Regions from separate parts of the Homo sapiens genome. Here region 1 is linked to region 2. Evidence: chromatin loops called from intact Hi-C (ENCODE). Cell type or tissue: endothelial cell of umbilical vein. All regions are shown on one strand. Each heading gives the region's core, and the rest is flanking DNA. Links, peaks and the distances in the headings are about the cores only. Region 1 has its middle 6.8 kb from the start of UNC5B. Region 2 has its middle 100 kb from the start of UNC5B.

The links. A loop is a pair of places that touch in the nucleus more often than their neighbours do. Peaks named below come from ENCODE experiments on the same cell type or tissue, not always from the same donor. Only the 100,000 strongest peaks of a DNase experiment are listed, where the experiment ranks them.
Region 1: a loop joins it to region 2, with 14 times the contacts of the local background. A loop is called at or near these places in 1 of 110 quality-filtered maps.

Annotation. Positions count from the first base shown.
Region 1 is chr10:71,203,111-71,208,496 of GRCh38, forward strand. No RefSeq gene overlaps it. Among named protein-coding and RNA genes, the nearest start is that of UNC5B, 6.8 kb to the right of the region's middle. In endothelial cell of umbilical vein, for the core only: no CTCF peak of the experiment used is centred there; a DNase peak (open chromatin) is centred at 2,571.
Region 2 is chr10:71,109,369-71,114,754 of GRCh38, forward strand. No RefSeq gene overlaps it. Among named protein-coding and RNA genes, the nearest start is that of UNC5B, 100 kb to the right of the region's middle. In endothelial cell of umbilical vein, for the core only: no CTCF peak of the experiment used is centred there; no DNase peak of the experiment used is centred there; H3K27ac peaks cover 673 bases; H3K27me3 peaks cover 468 bases.

The DNA of each region.
Region 1 (5,386 bases), core at 107-5,106, 94 kb after region 2:
TTCCTATCTTGGTTAGGATTGTGGTTACTAGATGTCTTTACTTGTCAAATTTCATAGAATCTTACACTTTAGACCTGTGTATCTCATTGTATGTAAATCACACCTCATTCAACTTTCTAAAAAGAGAGAGAAGAGGAAACAGAGCAGGAACATGGGTATGCTAGCTCTTTAACTTTCCTGTCCTTGACCTTCTCCACCACTGGGTTCCCCTCATTCCAACAGTCAACACTCCCCAGCCAGCATCAGCCTAGGTCCTGTTTCCTACATGTCCTTGGGTGATAATGTTCTGGGCAACAATCACTGAATTTTTCACAGCTTTCTCAATTTGGAGCAGAAGTTGTCACTTGTTTAAAAATAACTCAACATACAACTTACAAAATTAATTTAAAGAAAACGTAGAATTCTTAAAAAGTTTCGCCATATTAAGAGAGAACTCTTATCTCTACAAACGCATATGGTAGTCCCCCCACTTAACCTGGAGTCTACATTCCTAGACCCTGGTGGATGCCTGAAAGCTTGGATAGTCCCAAACCCTATTATATACTGTTTTTTCCTATACATACACACCTATGAAAAAGTTTAATTTATAAATTAGGCACAGTAAGAGATGAATAATAATGAATAATAAAATACAGCAATTATACCAATTAGCCAGCATTGCTACTCTTGTGTTTTGGGGCCATTATTATGTCAAATAAGAATTACTTGAACACAAGCATTAAGATACCACCACAGTGGATCTGATAATAAAGATGACTACTGAGTTACTAACAGGCAGGTAAGGTAGACAGTGTCCATACACTAGGCAAATGGATGATTCATGTCCTAGGTGGGACAGAGTGGGATGGTGTGAAATTTCATCACTGTACTCAGAAAGTCGCAGTTTAAGACTTTTGAAAGCCAGGTACAGTGGCTCATGCCTGTAATCCCAGCACCGTGGGAGGCTGAGGCAGGAGCATTGCTCGAGTCTAGGAGCTCGAGACCGGTCTCAGGCCTTTGGCCACAGACTGACATGGTGTCACAGAGTGACATGGTGAAACCGTGTCACTACAAAAAAAAAATTAAAATCGCCAGGTGTGGTGGCATATGCCTGTGGTCTCAGCTGCTCAGGAGGCTTAGCTGAGATGGGAGGATCATTTGAGCCCAGAAGGTCGAAGCTGCAGTAAGCCTTGTTCACATAACTGCATTCCAGCCTGGGTGACAGAGACCCTATCTCAAAAACAAAAGACATGAATTGTTTCTGGAATTTTCTATTTAATATTTTTGGACTTCAGCTGACTGTGGGTACGTGAAACCTTGGATAAGGGGGGACTTCTGCACATAGTGACAGCTTTGAGTCCTGCTTACACGATGCCAGCAATGATGAAGAGTCATTAGGAACAGCAGATCTAGAAGCAATTAATAAAAAGCTAACCAGATCCAACTTTTAGTTCAGAAGAAATCGATTTGATAACAAAAGAGTTGAACAAAGAGAAATCTAAATATTCTAAACCAGAGGTTGGCTGCTGAAATTTCAAGAAGGATGGGATATTTGACAAGGGGCACTCCCCATACGGCCATTCATCAAGGAGTCAGAAGACAACAGAAAAGAGTTTTTCACCTACCTCTCCTCCCGCACACACGCATACTCCACTTTGCTATAGGGTTTCTTTCCTCTGCCTCTTCCTTCAGTAAAGATCTTTATAGCCAATGTATCCAGGAGGACAGTCCACAGCACGGGGACCTCCTCTTCCTCCTGGTCTTTCAGAAAGCATCTGTGAATCACCTTCAGCATACTTGCCACTGGAAGATATCTTTGGCATTTATCCTGAAAATAATAGTGAATTATCTTCAGTGCTGACTCAGCTTTCAAAAGAGCCTGCTACTGAAAATCCAGAACTACAACAAGAAACGTGGGAATTTTGTCTCTTCCAAATTTATTTTTAATTATCTCTCATTTTTAGTTTAAGGAAGTGCTATACCTTCAGTGATTACACTTCTGCCTAAATGAAAGCTTCACAGTATTATAATTCTTGAGCTAGTGTTTTGTAAATAAAGCTGATTTACATATTAATCCCATTGAGTGAATTATTTACTTTATCTTGTACTCTCTGGATAGTATAAATATTGTGTTTAATTTGATTAAGGGTCCATGACACATGAACAATACTGGAAGTATCACATGCACAATGCTGAAATTGAATATATTTGAAATGGCAAAAGACATTTTTATATGTCAAAAGGTGTTTCATTGTAGTTTTAGGACAAATGTGAAGTGGCCTGATGTTTTTATTAGACAAATTAACTTGATATTTACCTGAATACATTTAAATTGGAATGTTTAAAACAATTGAGAGTGAGAAAGTTTAATAGGACTATCTCATTATTTTAAGCCCTGTTAGACTATATGTAGCCTCTGCCCTTCCTCATCCCCCTACACAGATAACTCCCCATCCGTAAGTCCAGGCAGAACCTTGAAAAGGTTGGTAACGTGGACTAGTCATAAGAATGTGCGTCTAAAAGCTCAGGGTCAGTACTTACCAGCTGACCTTAGACAAGTCATTTTCCCTTTTGGAGCTGTGGTTTCCTTTGTCATAGGCCATGATTAACACCAGCCTCTAGGAACAATTGAGATGATCAGTGGGAAATCATGTCATTAAGATAAAAGAACTACACACAGGGGATTTAAAGAGGCAGCGTCTTGTGTTTGTTTAACATATAAGCTTAGAAGCCAACAGCCTAGGTTTGATTCTAGCCTCAGTTTCTAGCTAAGCAGGGAAACCAAGTCTGTTTTCCCATTTTTAAAAGGGATGGACAAAGGGATGATTTCATCACTCAGAAAGTCACAGAATTTAAGACTTATGAATTGTTTTGCTTTTGGAATTTTTCATTTAATATTTTTGGACTTCATTCGACTGTGGATAACTGAAACCATGGAAAGGAAAACCGCAGATAAGGGTGGGGAACTTCTGTACATACTAATGGCTTCTAGTCCTGCTTAAAAGATACCAGCAATGAGAACTACTTTTTAATGGGGAAAATCATAACATCTCCTCATGGGTAATCATGGAGAATGAAGGAGCTAACTCAGACGGAGCTCTTGGCAGGGTTTCTAGCTTGCTATAGTTGCCTGTGCGATGGTTAATATTAGGTGCCAACTTGATTGGATTGAGGGATGCCTAGAAGACTGATATAGCATTGTTTCTGGGGGTATCTGTGAGGGTGTTGCCAGAGGAGATTAACATCTGAGACAGTGGACTGGAAAAGAAAGACCCACTCTCGATGTGGGTGAGCACCATCCAATCAGCTGCCAGTGTGGCCAAAACAAAGCAGGAGGAAGGAGGTGGGATAACCTTACTTGCTGGGTCTTCTAGCTCCCTTCTTTTTCCCCTGTGCTGGATGCTTCCCTTGGCTCCTGCTGCCCTCGGACATCAGACTCCAGATTCTTCAACCTTTGGACTGTGGGACTTGCACCAGTGGCTTGCCGGGGGCTCTCACACCTTTGGCCACAGACTGAAGGCTGCATCATCTGCTTCCCTGGTTTTGAGGCTTTCGGACTCGGACTGAGCTGCTACCAGCTTCTCTCTTCCCCAGCTTGCAGACGGCCTATCATGGGACTTCGTCTTGTGAGCATGTGAGCCTATTCTCCCTATATACATACATATATCCTATGGGTTCCGTCCCTCTGGAGAACCCTGACTAATACACCCAGCATACACTAGCTAGCATGCTTATTTCTTAAGATATTGACCACTCCTGTAGCATCAGTCAGTCCTGTGCTCACTGCTATGTGCTGGGAAGTCCACAGGGACCTTTAACTCACCAAGTCCAAACCCAAATCCACCACCCTCTCCCCAGCCCAGCCATCCTCCTCCTTTCACCATGTCTCTCCTTGCAACCTCTGCCACTCGACCCAGCTCCCCTCCCTTCCTCCATCCCTAAGTACCCACCCTCCCTCAGGCACCAAATCTGGGGAACTCTTTCTCCCTCTGCAGAGTCCCTACTTTCTGCCACCTGAATCCCTGGGCCAAGGCCCCATTGTCCCAGGAGCATGCAGTGGCCACCTTGTTGGCTCCTGCTCAGTCTGCCCTGACATCCAGCTGCAAGGAAGCTCCCATGGCACAGCTCCAATGAGGCCTCTCTCCAGCTCAATCAGCACCCATGACTCCTGTTTCTTACAGAATCAAATCTCATCTCTAGCACTGCAGGCCTTGCCCTTGTGTAGAGATTTTTCCCTTCTTGGCCTTCTGGTGTGCTGTTTGAGGGGCAGTATGAGGATGTGGCCACCTCCTGACCATACCATCACATACATAACTCTAGGCCTTTGCTCACGTGGTTTGCTCTGCCTGGACTCCCTCCTGAGTTCTCCATGTTTAAGGTTTCCTTCTCACTCCTAGGTCTAGCTTCCAGCATCCCCCACTCAGATAAGCCCCCCAATCCCCACCCCCGGCAATGCCAGGGCATGCTAGCTACAGCCTGCTGCATGTGCCAGCTCTGGCTCAGCCTGCCTTTTCTCTGCCCCATAAAGCATAAGCAGGACTGGATACATAATCTCCAGGGCCCAGTATAAAGTGGAAATCAGAGCCCTTTTTTCCAAATTATTAAGAATTATGAAATGGATAAATCCTAGTTGAGGGACATTCTACAAAATACCCAATGAATAATTCTCAAAAGTGTCAAGGTCATCAAAAACAAGGAAAGACTGAGAAACTGTCACAGCCAAGGGGAGCCTGAGGAGTCACAATGACTGTATGCAATGTGGGATCCTGAATGGGATCCTGGAACAGAAAACAGAAGGACATTAGGTAAAAACTAAGGAGATCTGAATGAACTTTAGCACATAATAATGTATCAGTGGTTCATTAATTGTAGTAAAGGTACCATGCTAATGTAAGAGGTTAATAATTAAGGAGACTGGGTGAGGGGCATATGGGAACTTTCTGTACTATATTTGCAATTTTTCTGTAAAACTAAAACTCTTCTAAAATGAAAAGATGGCCTTTTAAACATTTACAACAATAAAAGAATTTTGAGAAGGTGACAGCAGAGGCGATAAATAAGTTATAATGTCCAAGACAGAATTGAGATTTGAACCCGGATCTGCCTGAGCCCAAGGCTTTTGTGACCAACGGCTTGCATTGCCTGAACAGCAGTGAGAAGACCCTGGAGGGGTTGGTGGAAAAGACTGGGTAAGAAGGATGGAAGGAAGAAGGTTGTCACAGTACTTAGTAGAGGTTAAGAGTCCAAGTTTAATGACCCAGGCCACATATAGTATGATTCCATTTATATGAAATGTCCAGAATAGGATAGAAAGTAGATTAGTGGGTGCCAGGGGCTGGGGGAGGGGAGAATGGGGTTAATGGTATGGGGTTTCTTTTGGAGGTGATAAAAATGTTCTCCAATTAGG
Region 2 (5,386 bases), core at 57-5,056:
TAGCCTCTAATGATTCTTTGTATTTTTGTGGTCTCAATTGTTATGTCTCTTTTCATTTCTGATGTTCTTTATCTGAGTCATCTCTCTTTTTTCTTAGTCTAACCAAAGGTTTGTCAATATTGTTTATCTTTTCATAAAACCGACTTTTCATTTCATTGATCTTTTGTATTTTTCAGTCTCAATTTCTTTTATTTCTGCTCTACTCTTTATTGTTTATTTTCTTTTAGTAATTTGGGGTTTGGCTTGTTCTTGCTTTTCTAATCCCTTAAGGTGCATTGTTAGGGTGTTAGTTGTTAGACTTTTTACTTTTTTCATGTATGCATATATTGCTATAAACTTCCCTCTTACTAATGCTTTTGCTATATCGCATAGATTTGGGTATGTTGTAGTTCCATTTTCATTTGTTTCATTAAATTTTTTAATTTCCTTCTTAATTTCTTCATTGACCCATTGGTTGTGCAGGAGCATGTTGTTTAATTTCCAGGTGCTCGTATAGTTTCTGAGGTTCCTTTTGTTATTGATTTCTAGTTTAATTCCATTGTGGTCAGAAAAGATACTTGAAATGGTTTTGACTTTTTAAAATTTGTTGAGATTTGTTTTGTAGCCTTAAATATGGTCTATTACGGAGAACATGCCATATGCTGATGAAAAGAATATGTATTCTGCAGAAGTTGGGTAAAATATTCTTAAATGTCTGTAAGCTCCATTTGGTCTATAATGCAGTTTAAATCTGAGGTTTGTTGATTTTCTGTCTACATGATCTGTCCATTGCTGAGAGTGGGGTGCTAAAATTCCCTAATGTTAGTGTATTGCAGTCTCTCTCTCCCTTTAGATCTATTAAAGTTTGATTTATTTACTTGGGTGCTGTGGTATTGGGGGCATAGATGTTTATAATTGTTTTATTCTGTTGCTGAATTGACCCCTTTATCATGATATAGTGACTTTGTCTTTTATTACAGTCTTTAACTTGTAGTCTATAGTCTATTTTATCTGATATAAGCATAGTTACTCCTGCTTTTTTTTTGGTTTCCACTTGCATGTAATCTTTTTCCATCCCTTCAATTTCAGTGTATGTGTGTCTTTATAGGTGAAGTACATTTTCGTAGGTAGCATATGGTTGGGTCATGTTTCTTTATCTATTTAGCCATTCTGTGTCTTTTAACTGGAGAAATGAGTTGACTTACATTCAATTTTTGTTTCTTTGGTTGGTTGGTTTTGTTTTTTTTTAGAGACAGGGTCTTGCCCTGCCACCCAGGCTGGAATGTAGTGGTGCAATTACAGCTTGCTGCAGCCTCTGCATCCTGGGCTCAAGCAATCCTCCCACTTCAGCCTCCTGGGTAGCTGGGACTACAGGCATGTGCTACCACTCATGGCTAATTTAAACGGGGTTTCACCATGTTGCCCAGGCTGGTCTTGAACTATGGGGCTCAAGCAGTCCTCCTGCCTCAGCCTCCCCAAGTGCTGGGATCACAGCTGTGAGCCACCATGTCCAGCCTCTGTTACTATTGATTAGTAAGGATTTACTACTGCCATTTTGTTGCTTGTTTTCTGGTTGTCTTGTAACTCCTCTTTCCCTTTCTTTCTTTTATTTTTTATTTTTTTTTACCGTCTTCCTTTGTGGTTAAGTGATTTTCTCTTGTGGTATGTTTTAATTCACTGCTTTTGATTTTTATTAACTATATTATAGGTTTTTGCACTGTGGTTACCAAGAGACTTACAAAAAACATCATATAGGTACAACAAGTTATTTTAAAGAAGTGACAACTTATATCACACACACAAAAATAGAAACTATAAAACTTTAAAAATAACGCTACATTTTAACTTCATCTCTCCCACTTTTTGACCTTCTTTCTTTTTCAATTTATATGTTTTATATTGCCTATCCCTTAACAAGTTGCTCTAGTTTTTACTGTTTTTGATAGATTTGTCTTTTAGGCTTCATACTACAGTTACGAATGGGTTGCACACTACAATTACAGTAGAGTATTCTGTTTGTCTATATACTTCATTTAGCCAGTGGATTTTATACCTTCAAGTGTTTTCTTTTTGCACATTAAACTTTTTTTTCTTCTTTCAGACTGAAGAATGTGCTTTAGTATTTCTTGTAAGATAGGTCTGGTGGTGGTGAATTCTCTCAGCTTTTGTTTGTCTGTGAAAGACTTTACTCTCCTTCACATTTGAAGGATAAATTTGCTGGGTATAGTATTATTTATTTATTTATTTATTTATTTATTTTGAGACGGAGTCTTACTCTCTGTCGCCCAGACTGGAGTGCAGTGGTGCGATCTCAGCTCACTACAACCTCTGCCTCCTGGGTTCAAGTGATTCTCCTGCCTCAGCCTCCCAAGTAGCTGGGACTACAGGCACGCATCACCATGCCTGGCTAATTGTTTGTATTTTTAGTAGAGATGAGGTTTCACTGTGTTAGCCAGGATGGTCTCAAGCTCCTGAACTTGTGATCCGCCCACCTCAGCCTCCCAAAGTGCTGGGATTATAAGCGTGAGCCACCACACCCGACCCAGGCTATAGTATTCTAGAATGGCAGAGGTCTCTTTCTTTCAGCACTTTGAAAACATCATCCCACTCCTGTTTTTGTTGAGAAGTGTGTTGCAAGATAAATTGGAGCTCCTTTATATGTTATTTACCTCTTTTCTCTGCTGCTTTTAGGATCCTCTCTTTCTTCTTGACCTTTGAAAATTGGTTATTATATGCCTGGGTATAGTTTTATTTTGGTTGAATCTGTTTGGTCCTTCTGACCTTCTTGTACCTAGATATATATTTTTTCTCAAGTTTTGTAAAATTTTAATTATTTCTTTGAATAAGCTTTCTACCCTTTGCTCTTGCTCAGCTCCCTCTCAAACACCAATAATTGTATTTTTTTGGATTTGGCCTTTTGAGGTAATTTTCTATATCTTTTAGGCAATCTTCATTCTTTTCTCTTTTTTTTTTCTTATTTCTCTGCTGACTGTGCATTTTCAAATAGCCTATCTTCGAGATCACTGATTCTTTTCTCCACTTGATTCATTCTGCTATTGAAAGCCTCTAATGAATTTTCCAGTTCAGCAAATGTATTTCTGTTTTAATATTCCTGTTTGATTTTTTAAAAATTATTTTAATCTCTTTGTTAAATTTCCCTGATAACTGTCTGAATTGCTTCTCTGTGTTATCTCGAAGATCACTGCATTTCCTTAAAACTGCTATTTCAAATTCCTGGTCAGATACCTCACAAATTGTTGTTTCATTAGGGTTAGTCATCAGTTCCTTACTTTGTCCATTCAGGGATGTCATGGGCCCCTGTTTGCTGTTGTTCCTTATGGATATAAATCTATGTCTTGCATTGAATGATTATTTATTTATTCCAGTGTTCTCTATCTGGCTTTTTAAAATTTTATTAAATATGTCAGCATAGAGAGTCTTTGTAATTTACCTGTTGAATTTTTTTCACAAGGTCTCTGCCTCCTTGTTGGCCTCTGATGGTGCCTTAAGCCCAGGTTTGCCTCAGCTCTAGTAAACAATCAGCATGATGCTAATCTCAAATGGGGGAGCACCCAGAGGGAATATCCCAGCTGTGTGGGGAGACTAACTAGGAGTTCATGCCTAGGAGAACTCCTACAGCATGGTGCTGCTGAACAGCCACTCTGACTTGGCATCTCCTTTGCACAAGTTACAGAACAGAGTTTCCAGGGCTGGGAATGGTAGTCCTATATCCCCCATTGTTCTGGGTGACCTTAGGGGTATTTCTCACCTCAGACACTTGCAATTCTTCCCATGGGTTGAAGTAGAGACAGGTCACCTGCCAGGGAACCCAAAATAATGAGGAAACTAATTGCCCAACTTGACCTCACTTATTCCAGTGTAGAAACTGTGAGTCAGGGGAAATTTTCCACATGGTTAGTGCTGGGCAGACTGAGGTGAGAGGCATTGTGGATGTGTAAGTTTGATTCTTTTATCATCTTCTCAGTTTTTTCACTTCTCTGTGGCCCCAAGAAGAGTCTCATTCTCATATTTCAGTTCTGATATATGGCTGGTGATAGTCTTGGTACTGTATACTTGTTTTGGGGCTTTTTGTGGGGGTGAGTTGTAAAGCCAGCTTGCTTCTATGCCACCATTTTGGAACCCAATAAGGGAATATTATGAAAACTTTTCTGTCAATAAATTTAACATAGATGAAATTGACAAATTCCTTGAAAGACAGATTACCAAAGATCACTCAAAAAGAAATAGATATCCTGAATTGCCTTATATCTATTAAAGGAATTTAATTCCTTCCCATAGAGAAAACTCTAGGTTCAGGTGTCTTCACTATTGAATTCTACCAGGAATTGATTGACAAAGTAACTTCAATTCTACAGAAAACTCTTGCAGAAAATAGAAGAAGAGAGAATACTTCCTGTCTCATTTTATGAGACAAGCATTGCCCTAATACCAAAATCAAAGATAAGAAAGGAAAGCTATAGTCCAATATCTCATATCAATAAAAGGCAAAACACCTTAACAAAATACTAGTAAACCAAATCTAGCAATACATGAAAATGAATTATACCATGACTAGTGGAGGTTATCCTAAAAATGCAAAGTTGTTCAGCATTCAAAAAACAAAGTATTTAACTAGCTCAAAAGACTGAAAAAGAGAAAGAACATTATAGTTACCTAAATGGGTACAGAAAAGGCATTTGAGAAAATTGAACATGCATTCATGATGTTAAAAAGCAAACTCTCAGCAAACTGGGGATAAAAGGAAATTTTTTCAACCTGATAAAAGGCATCTATGGAAAAACTAAGCACTAAAATCACACTTAATGGTGAAAGGCTGAATGTTTTCCCTAATGTTAAAAAACAGGGCAAGGATTTCCACCCTCACCATTTCTGTTGAGCATTATAATGGAGGTACTAGCCAGTGCAACCAGGCAAGCAGGCAATAAAAAGAAATAAAAAGCATACAGATTGGAAAGGAAAAATTAAAGCTGTCTTGTTCACAGATAACATGATCACATTTATGTAGAAAATCCTAAGGGATTGGAAAAAAAGCTATTAGAATTGACGAGAGACATAGTAACAGAATATAAAAATCTATCGTGTTTCTGTATACTAAGAATGAACAATTGAGAATTCAAATTTAAAATATTGTTTATAACAGCAACAGTAATATAAAATACTCTGGAATAGATTTAGTAAAATGTGTGCAATTCTTCTACACTAGAAACTATGATATATTGCTCAAATAAATTAAAGAATACCTCAATGAAAGACATATTATGTTCATGAATCACAAGGGTCAATATTGTTAAAACATCAGTTTTCTCCACATTTTTCTATCAGTTGCATAAAATCTCAGTCAAAATCCTATCAGGCTTTTGATAGAAATTGAACAATTAAATCCAAA